Regions from separate parts of the Homo sapiens genome. Here region 1 is linked to region 2. Evidence: chromatin contacts called from ENCODE Hi-C or POLR2A ChIA-PET data. All regions are on one chromosome and are shown on one strand. Each heading gives the region's core, a stretch centred on a gene start or an enhancer-like site at or near the end of the contact. The rest is flanking DNA. Distances are from core to core; before and after follow the strand shown.

Evidence for each region. Hi-C counts contacts between places; a loop is a spot of excess contacts on that map. ChIA-PET counts read pairs that join two places held with the same protein, here RNA polymerase II (POLR2A). Pooled maps may share reads with other maps.
Region 1: a loop to region 2 is called in a pooled map, with 2.3 times the contacts of the local background. The contact joins two enhancer-like sites. A Hi-C loop is called at or near these places in 1 of 37 single-sample maps with no recorded cell type and 1 of 50 pooled maps. POLR2A ChIA-PET finds 5 or more read pairs at or near these places in 2 of 52 experiments (HEK293 and WTC11).

What each region holds. Positions count from the first base shown.
Region 1 is chr19:40,363,673-40,369,735 of GRCh38, forward strand. PLD3 (phospholipase D family member 3) reads left to right here. Exons shown (of 13, transcript NM_012268.4): 2 at 2,046-2,258; 3 at 2,747-2,838; 4 at 2,938-3,012; 5 at 3,101-3,243; 6 at 4,024-4,207. The coding sequence starts at 2,812. Among named protein-coding and RNA genes, the nearest start is that of MIR6796, 3.1 kb to the right of the region's middle. RefSeq lists a silencer at 4,274-4,439. Within about 2 kb of position 2,084, at least 11 of the 41 ENCODE cell types and tissues checked have a DNase peak (open chromatin) inside an H3K27ac peak, as active enhancers do.
Region 2 is chr19:40,604,099-40,610,382 of GRCh38, forward strand. LTBP4 (latent transforming growth factor beta binding protein 4) reads left to right here. Exons shown (of 30, transcript NM_001042545.2): 2 at 937-1,128; 3 at 1,307-1,554; 4 at 1,631-1,733; 5 at 2,135-2,209; 6 at 2,306-2,428; 7 at 3,267-3,431; 8 at 4,122-4,271; 9 at 4,386-4,505; 10 at 5,432-5,563; 11 at 5,648-5,773. Among named protein-coding and RNA genes, the nearest start is that of LTBP4, 5.9 kb to the left of the region's middle. RefSeq lists silencers at 1,512-1,761, 5,756-6,085 and enhancers at 2,125-2,419, 6,226-6,284. Within about 2 kb of position 1,318, at least 36 of the 41 ENCODE cell types and tissues checked have a DNase peak (open chromatin) inside an H3K27ac peak, as active enhancers do.

The DNA.
Region 1 (6,063 bases), core at 834-3,333, 240 kb before region 2:
CACCCACCTCGGCCTCCCAAAGTGCTGGGATTACAGGCGTGAGCCACCACACCCGACCTGCTAGATCCTTTTTAGGCATCCCCATTTGTCTTCCTGCCATGAAAAGAGGGGATCTAGCATGTTCTACCCTCGCCAGTCTGGGATCTGACATTGGTAGGGAGGAGTTTGCAAGTTATCCCTACAAATCTAGGTTGGATCTTGGAGTAAGGGGAGCACCTAGCTCTGAGAGTTTTCTTTTTCTTCTTTTTCAAAAAAGAGTAATGCGCGCCCCTGATTTTTTAAAAGGTAATGAAACTGGTGACGCCTGTGTTTGCTTTATAATTATTTCTCAACCTACACCGAGATATTTTCTATACTTCTCTGAAAATAGCTTATGTTTCACAATTTTAAAAAAGAAAATAGGCTGGGCACAGTGGCTCATGCCTGTAATCCCAGCACTTTGGGAGGCCAAGGCAGGCGGATCACGAGGTCAGGAGTTCGAGACCAGCCTGGCCAACTTGGTGAAACCCTGTCTCTACTAAAAATACAAAAATTAGCTGGTCGTGGTGGCAGGCGCCTGTAATCCCAGCTACTCGGGAGGCTGAGGCAGGAGAATCGCTTGAAACCACAAGGCGGAGGTTGCAGTGAACCAAGATTGTGCCACTGCACTCCAGCCTGGGCAAAAGAGCGAAACTCCGTCTCAGAAAAAAGAAAATAGGGGCCAGATGTGGTGGCTCATGCCTGTAATCTCAGAACTTTGGGAGGCCAAGGTAGGAGGATCACTTGAGTCCAGGAGTTCAGCCTGGGCAATAAGCAAGACCCCGTCTATACAAAATTAAAAAAAAAAAAATTAGCTGCGGCTGGGCGCGGTGGCTCATGCCTGTAATCCCAGCACTTTTGGGGGCCTAGACGGGCGGATCACGAGGTCAGGAGATCGAGACCATCCTGGCTAACATGGTGAAACCCCATCTCTACTAAAAAATACAAAAAAAAAATTAGCCGGGCATGGTGGCGGGCGCCTGTAGTCCCAGCTACTCGGGAAGCTGAGGTGGGCGAATTGCTCGAACCAGGGAGGTGGAGGTTGCAGTGAGCCGAGATGGCGCCACTGCACTCCAGCGTGGGAGAGACAGAGCGAGACTGCGTCTCCAAAAAAAAAAAAAAAAGCAGCTGGGCATGGTGGCACGTGCCTGTAGTCCCAGCTGCTTGGGAGGCTGAGGCAGGAGGATTGCTTGAGCCTGGGAAGTTGAGGCCGCAGTGAGCTATGATCATGCTGCTGCACTCCAGCCTAGGGAACAGAACTCTGGCACTAAAAAAAGAAAAGAAAAGAAAAGAAAATAGGCTTACAATAAAAAGCAATCTTGACCTACCCCAAAATCCCACTCCCTTGAAGACAACCACTTCTGCCCTGTTGCTTCTCTCAGTAATACTCCTTTTCTGCAGTTATCTCTTGACTTCCTGCCATGTGTGTTTGGGGGAGCTTGAGGGAAGAGGGTGTCCCTGTCTCATTGAGAGAGGTGCCACCCTGCCGTGAAAAGAGGTGCCACCCTCTGTCAATTAGGAGAGGAGGGATGAGAGAGGAAAGGGGTCTCCAGTGTATTTCTCCAGCCGGGGCCTTAAATCCCTCTTGGGAGATATGGGATGGGGTGGATCGGAAAATAAATTTTTTTAAATCCCTACCAAAATATCAGCTGGCTTTTTTTAAAAAATCAAATACCAAAATCTAAATAGACTCCAACAGAAAATTCACCATCTCCTCTGACCTTTTCTTCCCATCTCATGCTGTGAACTGTCTTCTGTTGACTTTATCGCTACCTTTCTTCATTCTGTTATTCAACCATGATCTCTCCGTTTCATTTTATAAGCGTTTTATTAATTTCATTTATGTATTTATTTTTGACTAGGTAATGCATGTCCATGGTACACAAATTCACAAGGTTTGTAAATGAGAAAAGACGTGAGGTTCCTTTTGTTCTTTACCTGTGGCCTCCCTGCCCTACACGGGGACTCTAGGGTGGAATGTAGCAAAGCCCATCCACCAGCCATGTACTACCCCCCAACCCGGCCAGGCTGGAGCGACCGTGTCTGGGGAGCCGAGCCCCGCTTCTCGCTGCGGTGAGCCCGGACTGGGGCACGCACTGCGCAGACTCCCCGCTGCAGTGGGCGGAGCTCCCACAGGCCCCGCCCCCTCCTCCCACCCTCGTTCAGCCTGTCCAGACAGAAGCTGGGGCCCACCGGAGGTAGCTGCAGACGCCTGAGAGCGAGGCCGAGGCCCCTCAGGGGTAGGTGGGGGGAGGCTGGCTGGGGGGATGGGCAGCGGGGTGGCAGGGAGGCCCCGATGATCCCTGGCTGAGCTGTGTGGTGTGGGGGCACCTGAGGGCGGAGGAGCCACCTAGAATATACCCCCTGTCCCAGGGCTGAGAAAAGCCAGGCACAAAGACCTGGGGCTCCGCTGACCTCATCCAGCGCTGCCTTTCTTGGGGTGTCTACAGGTTGGAGGAGGGAGAAGGGGGCTGCTAGAGGGGAGCTGCGTGGGTGCTGATGGGGGCAGGGTGGGCACTGCAGAGTGAAGAGCAGGCAGCAGAGCGTTGGATTTTGAGGGATTTCGAAATCCTGCTGACCAGTGACCAGCTTCCTCTTTTTGGGGTGGTGGGCAGTGTGCCAGTGGCCCCCATGATTATGAATAGCCCCAAGACTAATCACTCTTCTGTGATGTCTGTCCCTGGAAAGCGTAGAACACCCCACACAGTGCCCACTTTTGTTCTGCCAGTTTGGAGACCCTGACACACCCACCTTCTCACCTGGGCTCTGCGTATCCCCCAGCCTTGAGGGAAGATGAAGCCTAAACTGATGTACCAGGAGGTAGGTGGATTGGGGGGCTCAGCAGGGTGGAACTGGGTACAGTGGGGGTGGGGGTTCCCAAGAGCCACCTGTCACCCCCGTTGTTGTCCCCATCCCCAGCTGAAGGTGCCTGCAGAGGAGCCCGCCAATGAGCTGCCCATGAATGAGATTGAGGCGTGGAAGGCTGCGGAAAAGGTAGGAGCCCTCCGCCACCCTCGCTCTGTCTCAGAGACAGGCTGGGCTGCCCCCCTCGGGCTGGCTGACCACCTCCTCCTCCCCACAGAAAGCCCGCTGGGTCCTGCTGGTCCTCATTCTGGCGGTTGTGGGCTTCGGAGCCCTGATGACTCAGCTGTTTCTATGGGAATACGGCGACTTGCATCTCTTTGGGCCCAACCAGCGCCCAGCCCCCTGCTATGACCCTTGCGAGTAAGTGGGGGGTGCTGCAGTTGGTGGGGGAGGGGCCTGCCAGACCAGGTACACTTAAGCACACACTAAACAGGGCCTGCACTCAGCCCTACCCAGCGCTTGCGACAAGTGAGGAGGTTGCAGGCTCCCAAGTGCTCGCCCGCCCCCTCCTCCTCCACACACATAGTTTCTATGGCAGCCACAGCGTCATCTTCTGTCAGGCCTGTGAACAGACACAGCATCTTCCACCCACATCTGTGGACCCACACACACATCTCAATACACGACCTTCCTTCCACACCTCTAGACAGACACGCAGAGGATCATGAGTCCAGGCACGCATTCAAATACACACAGTTTTAAAAAATTTTTTTTAAAAGAAAAGAAAAACTCAAATACAGTTTAGCTGGGCTTGGTGGCTCACGCCTGTAATTGCAACACTTTGCGGGGCTGAGGCGGGAGGATTGCTTGAGCCCAGGAGTTCCAGACCAGCCTGGGCAATGTAGTGCGGCTCCATCTCTACTAAAAGTAAAAAAAGTAACCAGGCATACTGGTGCACACCTGTAGTCCCAGCTACTCAAGAGGTTGAGGCGGGAGGATCGCTTGAGCCCAGGGGTTCGAGGCTGCAGTGAGCTGAGATGGCGCCACTGCGCTTCCAGCCTGGGGGACAGGGCAAGACTCTGTCTCTAAAAAAAAAAAAATACAGTCTATCCAACACACCCATGGACGGACAGCTGAGCACTCACCTCCCAGCCCTTGCTCTCCGGCACCGTATGGCTGATAGCATCCCCCACCCCCCAGAGCAGTGCTGGTGGAAAGCATTCCTGAGGGCCTGGACTTCCCCAATGCCTCCACGGGGAACCCTTCCACCAGCCAGGCCTGGCTGGGCCTGCTCGCCGGTGCGCACAGCAGCCTGGACATCGCCTCCTTCTACTGGACCCTCACCAACAATGACACCCACACGCAGGAGCCCTCTGCCCAGCAGGTACCTGCAACCTTGGCCCTGGCCGGCAGCAGGGGCAGGGGGTGGGAGGCAGCGGGGGCTGTGGGGAATGAAGGGGTTTCTCCTGCAGCCCAGGAGACAGAGGGGTGTGTCTCACACAGCAGATTGGACACAGGTGTTTGCAAGCAGCTGTCGTCACGTGGCTCTCTGGACTGGGGGCGTTTGTCACGGTCATCTGTAGGCCTCTGAATGTCAGGGTGCGGGTTTGGTTACAAGGGATTATTAGGCTGGCAGATGTCACTCACCCACAAGCTGTCCTGACCCAGTCACACAAAGAAAGGGAAGAGTGGAGTAATTAACAGCCCAGCCTCAAGACAGGGGCCACCTCCCAGCTGTGTGACCCCAGGCAGGCCACCTCTTCTCTCCAGCTTCAGTTTCTTTATCTGTAAAATGGGGCCAATTTATAGCACCTGCTTCTTAGGGCTCTTGTGAGGATGAAATGGACTAATCCATGCAAATTTTAGCACAGTGCCTGGCACAGAGTCAGCCTTTGTGAGTCTGCTGTTACTATATATCCTGGTATGGTCTGCAGACAAACTTAAAGAACATAAAAGCTTCACAATTTGAAAAGGAACAGCCTACATGGATAACCTCTTCCATTGAAAAACCATGAATTTGTTCCTTCTGTTTTCTTCTCCCTACTGGCTCTTTTTGTGAGAAGTTGTCTTAAAACTTAACTAAAATTACAAGGCTCCTTAAGAACTGCCTGAAAAAAATAATTATGGCCAAGTGTGGTGATTCACACCTGTAATCCCAGCACTTTGGGAGGCCTAGACAGGAGGATCACTGGAGCCCAAGAGTTCGAGACTAGCCTGAGCAACATAGTGAGACCCGCCCCCCACCTCCCCTCAACCATCTCTACTAAAAATAAAAAAAAATTAGGAGGGTGTTGTGGTGCATGCCTGCAGTCTCAGATACTCAGGAGATGGAAGGAGGAGGATGGCTTGAGCCCAGGAGTTGGAGGCTGCAGCGAGCCGTGATCATGCCACTACACTCCAGCCCAGGCAACATAGCAAGACCCTGTCTCAAAAAAAAGAAAAAGAAAAAGTAATAATAATAATTACAAAAGTTAAAAACCAAAGCCAGGCATAGTGGTACACACCTGTGGTCCCAGCTACTTGGGAGGCTGAAGCAGGAGAATGACTTGAGCCTAGGAATTGGAGGCTGCAGTGAGCTGTGATCATGCCACTGCACTCTAGCCTGGGCAACATAGTGAAACCCTGTCTCTAAAAAAAAATTTTTTTATGTTAAAAAACCGTATGAGCTCCCACTCCCTGCTGGCTCCCTCTAAAGTGGTTTAAAACACAGATGTAGGAGGCAGATGGTCTGGGTTCAAATCCTGCTCCATAGCTGGATGTGGTGGTGCACTCCTGAGGTACTAGCTACTTGGGAGACTGAGGCAGGCGGAATGCTTGAGCCCAGGGATTGAAGATCAGCCTGGGCAACATAGCAAGTCCCTGTCTCAACAAACAAACAAACAAAAAAACAAAAACAAAATCCCACTCCACTACTGAGTTCTCTGTGGGGATTATAATTAAACCAGCCTCACTGGGTTGTGAGAATTCAGTGAGTTCGCTGAGAAGAGGCCTAGAACAGGGCCTGGCACACAGTAGGTTCCAGGGCATCCTTGACTGTTGCTGTTGTTGGCATCATCGTGCCTCACCCGATACCTTCCAGGACCCCCTGCCTGAGCCTCGCCCCCACCATACTGGGAGATGCCTGGAGGCCCTGCCTTGATGCTGAATTTTGAGAAAGTCCCTGGAGGGGCAGGAGGGGTCAGGAGGACTTGGAGGGGGATCACAGGGCAACTAATTATTAAAGCAGATAAAGATGTTTAA
Region 2 (6,284 bases), core at 68-2,567:
TAGGGCACCCGGACAGCCTGGAGGTGGGGTGGGAGGGGCGTGAACAAGTGAGCCGGGCGAATCAGAGTGCGGAAAGGAAGGTGGGAGGGGCTAGAGGCAGCAGGTTAAGCTCCTGGATAGGCGGGGTTTAGAATCCCGCGGGTAGAAGGTAATGTGAGAGGGGCTACAAAGGGGGCACAGCCAGGGGGCGGAGGTAGGACTTCGTGGACCAAGCAGAGGGAGTGTGGGCGGGCATAGAATGCGAAGGAGACAGAGTTGGGCGGGGAGTTATGCCAGGGAGTGGTTAAAATGTGGTTTGAGTCAATGGAAGGGATCAGCATTGGGTCGGAGGGGCTGGAACAGCAAAGGGTTCCGTCGGACTACGGAATGGGCGGGGTCAGCGCCGTCTGGGCTGGTCTGGAACTCCGTGGACTCAGCCAGAAATTGGGATCCGAGAGGTTGACATGAAAGTGAATAAACAGCCTGAGGGCTGGCTGGGCTCACGCCTGTAATCCCAGCACTTTGGGAGACTGAGGCAGAAGGATTGCCTGAGCCCAGGAGTTCAAGACCAGCCTGGCCAACATAGTGAGACCCCGCCTCTACCAAATTTTTAAAAAACGTAGCCCGATGTGGTGCACGCCTGTCGTCTCAGCTACTTAGGAGGCTCAGATGGGAGGATCACTTCAGCTTAGGAGGTCGAGGCTGCAGAGCCATAATCACGCTACTGCATTCCAGCCTGGGCAATAGAGCGAGATCCTGCCGACTTAGTGGGTGGGACCGTACCTCTGATGGCTGAACAACTGGACTGGGCCAATGCTGATGCCAGAATTGGGGCGGGGCCACATGACAGCTAAGGGCGGAGCGACTTAGAAATGAATGATACCTTGAGGGAGTAGGGACCCCAGGAGAACCTGCCAGGAATGGTGGCGCCCCTGAGTGTCCTCGTTCTCCTCCCAGTCCTGTGTCCCTTGATCTGTCACAATGGCGGTGTGTGCGTGAAGCCTGACCGCTGCCTCTGTCCCCCGGACTTCGCTGGCAAGTTCTGCCAGTTGCACTCCTCGGGCGCCCGGCCCCCGGCCCCGGCTGTACCAGGCCTCACCCGCTCCGTGTACACTATGCCACTGGCCAACCACCGCGACGACGAGCACGGTGAGGAAAGGGTGGCCAGAGTCCCCTCCGACCCCTGTCAAGCATTTCACTTTGCCCCTGACCCTCATATTTCCCGCCTTCCCGAGCACCTTTGCCCAGCTCGCCCTCCCCGCCTTGTCTAGCCCCACCCCGTAAGAACCCGTGTAGACATCCGTTTGCCCGGCCGTGCCTCCCCTAGGCGTGGCATCTATGGTGAGCGTCCACGTGGAGCACCCGCAGGAGGCGTCGGTGGTGGTGCACCAGGTGGAGCGTGTGTCTGGCCCTTGGGAGGAGGCGGACGCTGAGGCGGTGGCGCGGGCGGAAGCGGCGGCGCGGGCGGAGGCGGCAGCGCCCTACACGGTGTTGGCACAGAGCGCGCCGCGGGAGGACGGCTACTCAGATGCCTCGGGCTTCGGTTACTGCTTTCGGGAGCTGCGCGGAGGCGAAGTGAGAGGAGGCCCGTGGGGAGGGGCCCGGAGCTTGCCTCCGCGCGGGGGCGCGCTCACCCAACACTTCCCCGCAGTGCGCGTCCCCGCTGCCCGGGCTCCGGACGCAGGAGGTCTGCTGCCGAGGGGCCGGCTTGGCCTGGGGCGTTCACGACTGTCAGCTGTGCTCCGAGCGCCTGGGTAAGCCCCAGGACGTCCCCGAAGTGCTCGGAGCTGGGGAGTGGTGACAACCTCACCGTTCCTCCTACTCTGCCCTAGATAAACCCAGTTCACAAATTGTAGCCACGCCTACCCCATTGTGGAGGCGACTTCCAGTCCTGAGCTTTTCATACCGCTCTGGGACCACCCACCCCATTTTCTGACTTTGGCCACTCTGTTCTCACCCTGCCTTTGTGCCTTGGCCCCCCACCATATACTTTGGGAGTCTCCAATGTTGCCATTTCAACTGCCAACCTAAGGCTGTCCCTGCACTTAAACTACAGCCAACATCTTTTAGTCCCTCCCACCCCGTCTTCGTCTCTGCCCACTCCATTCTCGCTCTGCCCACCTGTCCCTGGCCCACCCCTCTCCTCTCGCCACAGGGAACTCCGAAAGAGTGAGCGCCCCAGATGGACCTTGTCCAACCGGCTTTGAAAGAGTTAATGGGTCCTGCGAAGGTGCAACGGGGCAGGGGTGGGAGGGGCTTGGTTCTGGGGGCGGGATTTGCAGGGATCAAGTTCCTGACTCCACGGTGACCTCCCCAACCCTGGCAGATGTGGATGAGTGCGCGACTGGCGGGCGCTGCCAGCACGGCGAGTGTGCAAACACGCGCGGCGGGTACACGTGTGTGTGCCCCGACGGCTTTCTGCTCGACTCGTCCCGCAGCAGCTGCATCTGTGAGCAACCAGCAGGGAGCTGAGGCTGGGTCCCGCCCTCCCTGCCCTCAGAAGTCCCAGAGCATCCTGGGGCCTTTAATTCCCTCGGACCCCCCCAGACTCCCGGGTTCCTCTGTCAGCCTTAGAGCCCCCTCAGAACTTCTCAGATTCTTATACAGCTTCAGCATCCCTGGACCACCTTTAGACCTTTCAAGCCTTTTGGATCCAGATCCCTCCAGACTCCCAGACTTTTTTTTTTGGAGATGGAGTCTCGCTCTGTCGCCCAGGCTGGAGTGCAGTGGCGCGATCTCGGCTCACTGCAATCTCTGCCTCCTGGTTTCAAGTGATTCTCCTGCCTCGGCCTCCCGAGTAGCTAGAACTACAGGCGGGCACCACCATGCCCGGCTAAATTTTTTTGTATTTTTGGTAGAGACAGGGTTTCGCCACGTTGGCCAGGCTGGCCTCAAACCCCTGGCTTCAAGTGATCTGCCCACCTCAGCCTCCCAAAGTGCTGGGATTACAGGCGTAAGCCACTGCGCCCAGCTCTCCCAGACTTTCTGGAATCCTTCTCAGACCCCCAAATCCTCTCGTCCCCCTCAACGACTCGACTATCTTCAGATCTTGAGATCCTTCTCAGAGTCTCTCATTCACCACTGACACCCCATTGAGGCTCCAAGCCCTTCTCAGACCTCCAGAGCCCACTGCTCTCCTTCAGACCCTCTCAGACCTCTCCCAAATGCCCCTCGCACCCACCAACCCCCCACCCCCAACCCCAGAACCATTCCCCTCTCTCCCAAATCCCTCAGTGCTACAGCATTCCCAGCCCCGCCCTGAAGGATTTCCTCCCTGCTCCTCGCAGCCCAACACGTGATCTCAGAGGCCAAAGGGCCCTGCTTCCGCGTGCTCCGCGACGGCGGCTGTTCGCTGCCCATTCTGCGGAACATCACTAAACAGATCTGCTGCTGCAGCCGCGTAGGCAAGGCCTGGGGCCGGGGCTGCCAGCTCTGCCCACCCTTCGGCTCAGGTGAGCCCCTGCGGCAGTGCCTAGCCCTACGCGCAACACATGTGGCGCTCATTCTACGCCCCACCCTCCAACCCTGAGTTCACTGCCCCAACCTGACTGGCTGGGCTCCAGCCTTGGCCACGCAGCAGCCTCTGAGACCCGCAGGCCTCAGACTGGACAGCATCCATGGCTCCACCTCCATCTGTAGCCACAGCCACCCCTCCATTCGTAGCCACAGCTACCCCGGAGCTCCCAAGTTAGTTTTTGTCTCCTGAGCGTCAACGCCCAGTCCCACCCTGTCCCTGAACTTTGACCAAGTCCTTGGCTTCTGAGACACTGCCTTCAGCTTAGCCCCACCCCAGGCATGCCCCTCCCTGAGACACCTCCCTGGCATTCTATCTTCTGCTTAAAACTAAATCTCACAAGGGAGCTATTTCCTAGCCTCCAACTCTGTCCCTGTAGACCCAACCGGACCCTGCCCTCAACCCTGTTCCTACCACCATCCCAAATGTGGGAAAACGCTCTTGGCCCCACCTGTAGCCTCTAAGACATTCTACTCTTTGGCCAGGACACCACCCCATCCCAGCCTCCAGCTCAAACCCCTGACACTCTCCAGCCAAGCCCTGCCCCTAGCCAAGGCCAGAGTCTGGGCTGGCCATCGTTTTCTTCCCGCTCTCTTGTCCTCTCTCTGTCTCTCTTACCTATTCCCAGAGGGTTTCCGGGAGATCTGCCCGGCTGGTCCTGGTTACCACTACTCGGCCTCCGACCTCCGCTACAACACCAGACCCCTGGGCCAGGAGCCACCCCGAGTGTCACTCAGCCAGCCTCGTACCCTGCCAGCCACCTCTCGGCCATCTGCAGGTGAGCTGGCTCTGGCAGAAGTGGGTGCCATCTTCAAGGGGCTGCCCCAGCCCCATAGTGAAAGGAGGCAAGAGAGGATTTGGGCTCCACTCGTTGATACCCCTTCTTTATCAGGCTTTCTGCCCACCCATCGCCTGGAGCCCCGGCCTGAACCCCGGCCCGATCCCCGGCCCGGCCCTGAGCTTCCCTTGCCCAGCATCCCTGCCTGGACTGGTCCTGAGATTCCTGAATCAGGTTTGCTAGAAAGAACTGAGGGCATTGGGCCTGCAGCAGTGGCTCACGCCTGTAATCCCAGCATTTTGGGAGGCTGAGGAGGGTGGATCACCAGGTCAGGAGTTCGAGACCAGCCTGGCCAACATGGCGAAACCCTGTCTCTACTAAAACTACAAAAATTAACTGGGCGTGGTGGCAGATGCCTGTAATCCCAGCTACTTGGGAGGCTGAGGCAGGAGAATCACTTGAACCCAGGAGGCAGAGGTTGCAGTGAGCTGAGATCGTGCCATTGCACTCCAGCTTGAGCGACACTCCATCTCAAAAAAAAAAAAAAAAAAAGAATTCAGGGCATTGATGGGGGTATTACAGGTGGGATTCTGGGGTAAAAGACTCCAAGGTGAAGATTCCAGGTTACAGCAAATAGGAATGGTATGGGCAGAGATAAGCGTTTGAAGGGTTGGGTGGTAGTTAGATCAGGAGCTGGAGTCACAGTTGGGCTCTTCTGTGTCAATCGAGCAAGCCATTTAACCTCTGAGACTCAGTTTTCTCATTGGTAAAATGGGGATGGTTGTTGAGATGCCTCTGAAGTGTCTGACACCTAGTAAGTGCTCAGATAAATACTTATGGTAGATAATTATTTTTCATTATCTAATATTAGATAATTATTTCTCAGGTAGGGCACTAAGAATGTATCTCAGGCGGAGGGTTGGAGAGCAAACTATTCAAAGCCAGAGACCTTGGGGTGGCATGATGAGGGGATTCGGCCAAGGATCTGATGAGAACGTTCCAGGATAAAAAAGATGGAGATCAGAAGAAGACTGGGCTTGCTTGGGGAGGAGACATCCATGAAGGTGTTTTATGGATGTCTCCGGGGGTGGGGGTTTTACTGGGATGAAAGGAACGGAGGATTCAGAGATGGGGGAACCCTGGCTGACTGGACCCCCCAGGTCCCTCCTCCGGCATGTGTCAGCGCAACCCCCAGGTCTGCGGCCCAGGACGCTGCATTTCCCGGCCCAGCGGCTACACCTGCGCTTGCGACTCTGGCTTCCGGCTCAGCCCCCAGGGCACCCGATGCATTGGTGAGCAAGACGGAGGGCGCGGAAGGAGGCGGGGCGGGGGGCTTTGCCTGGTCACCTTGTCACCAGCCCCCTCCGTGTCCTCAGATGTGGACGAATGTCGCCGCGTGCCCCCGCCCTGTGCTCCCGGGCGCTGCGAGAACTCACCAGGCAGCTTCCGCTGCGTGTGCGGCCCGGGCTTCCGAGCCGGCCCACGGGCTGCGGAATGCCTGGGTGAGAAATTTGCCCCACCCGGCTCCAGGCCCACCCCAGGGTCTCGCTCCTGCTCTCACTCCAGAGCCTCTCCAGCCCTCCCACGCTTCCCCTCTCGGGTCCCGCCCCAGGACTGCTCTGCCCTGGCCCTTGGCCCTGCCCTTCCCTGACCCGCCTCCACCCAGCTCCAGCCTCCCTTTGACCCCACCCCTACCCAGCTCCCAAACTGCCAGTTTCTATCGGGGCCTGGTCGCAACTCGTATTGCTCCGCCCCCACGCCCAGGCCCCGCCCTTATTGGCCACGCCCCTCCCTGACTAACTCCCTCCCCCAGGCCCCGCCACTGTCCTGCAACTGCGGCAACCAATCTCCTGACCGCGACCCCGATTCCAACCCTGCCACACCAGAGCCCTATCCCCAAACTGCTCCTTTCTTCTCTAGCCCCTACCCCACCTTCCCTTAGCTTGGTCCCCAAAGCTCTCCTTTCTGCCCTTGCGCTACCAAACCCTGCCCTCCACAATTGCCTCTCTCACT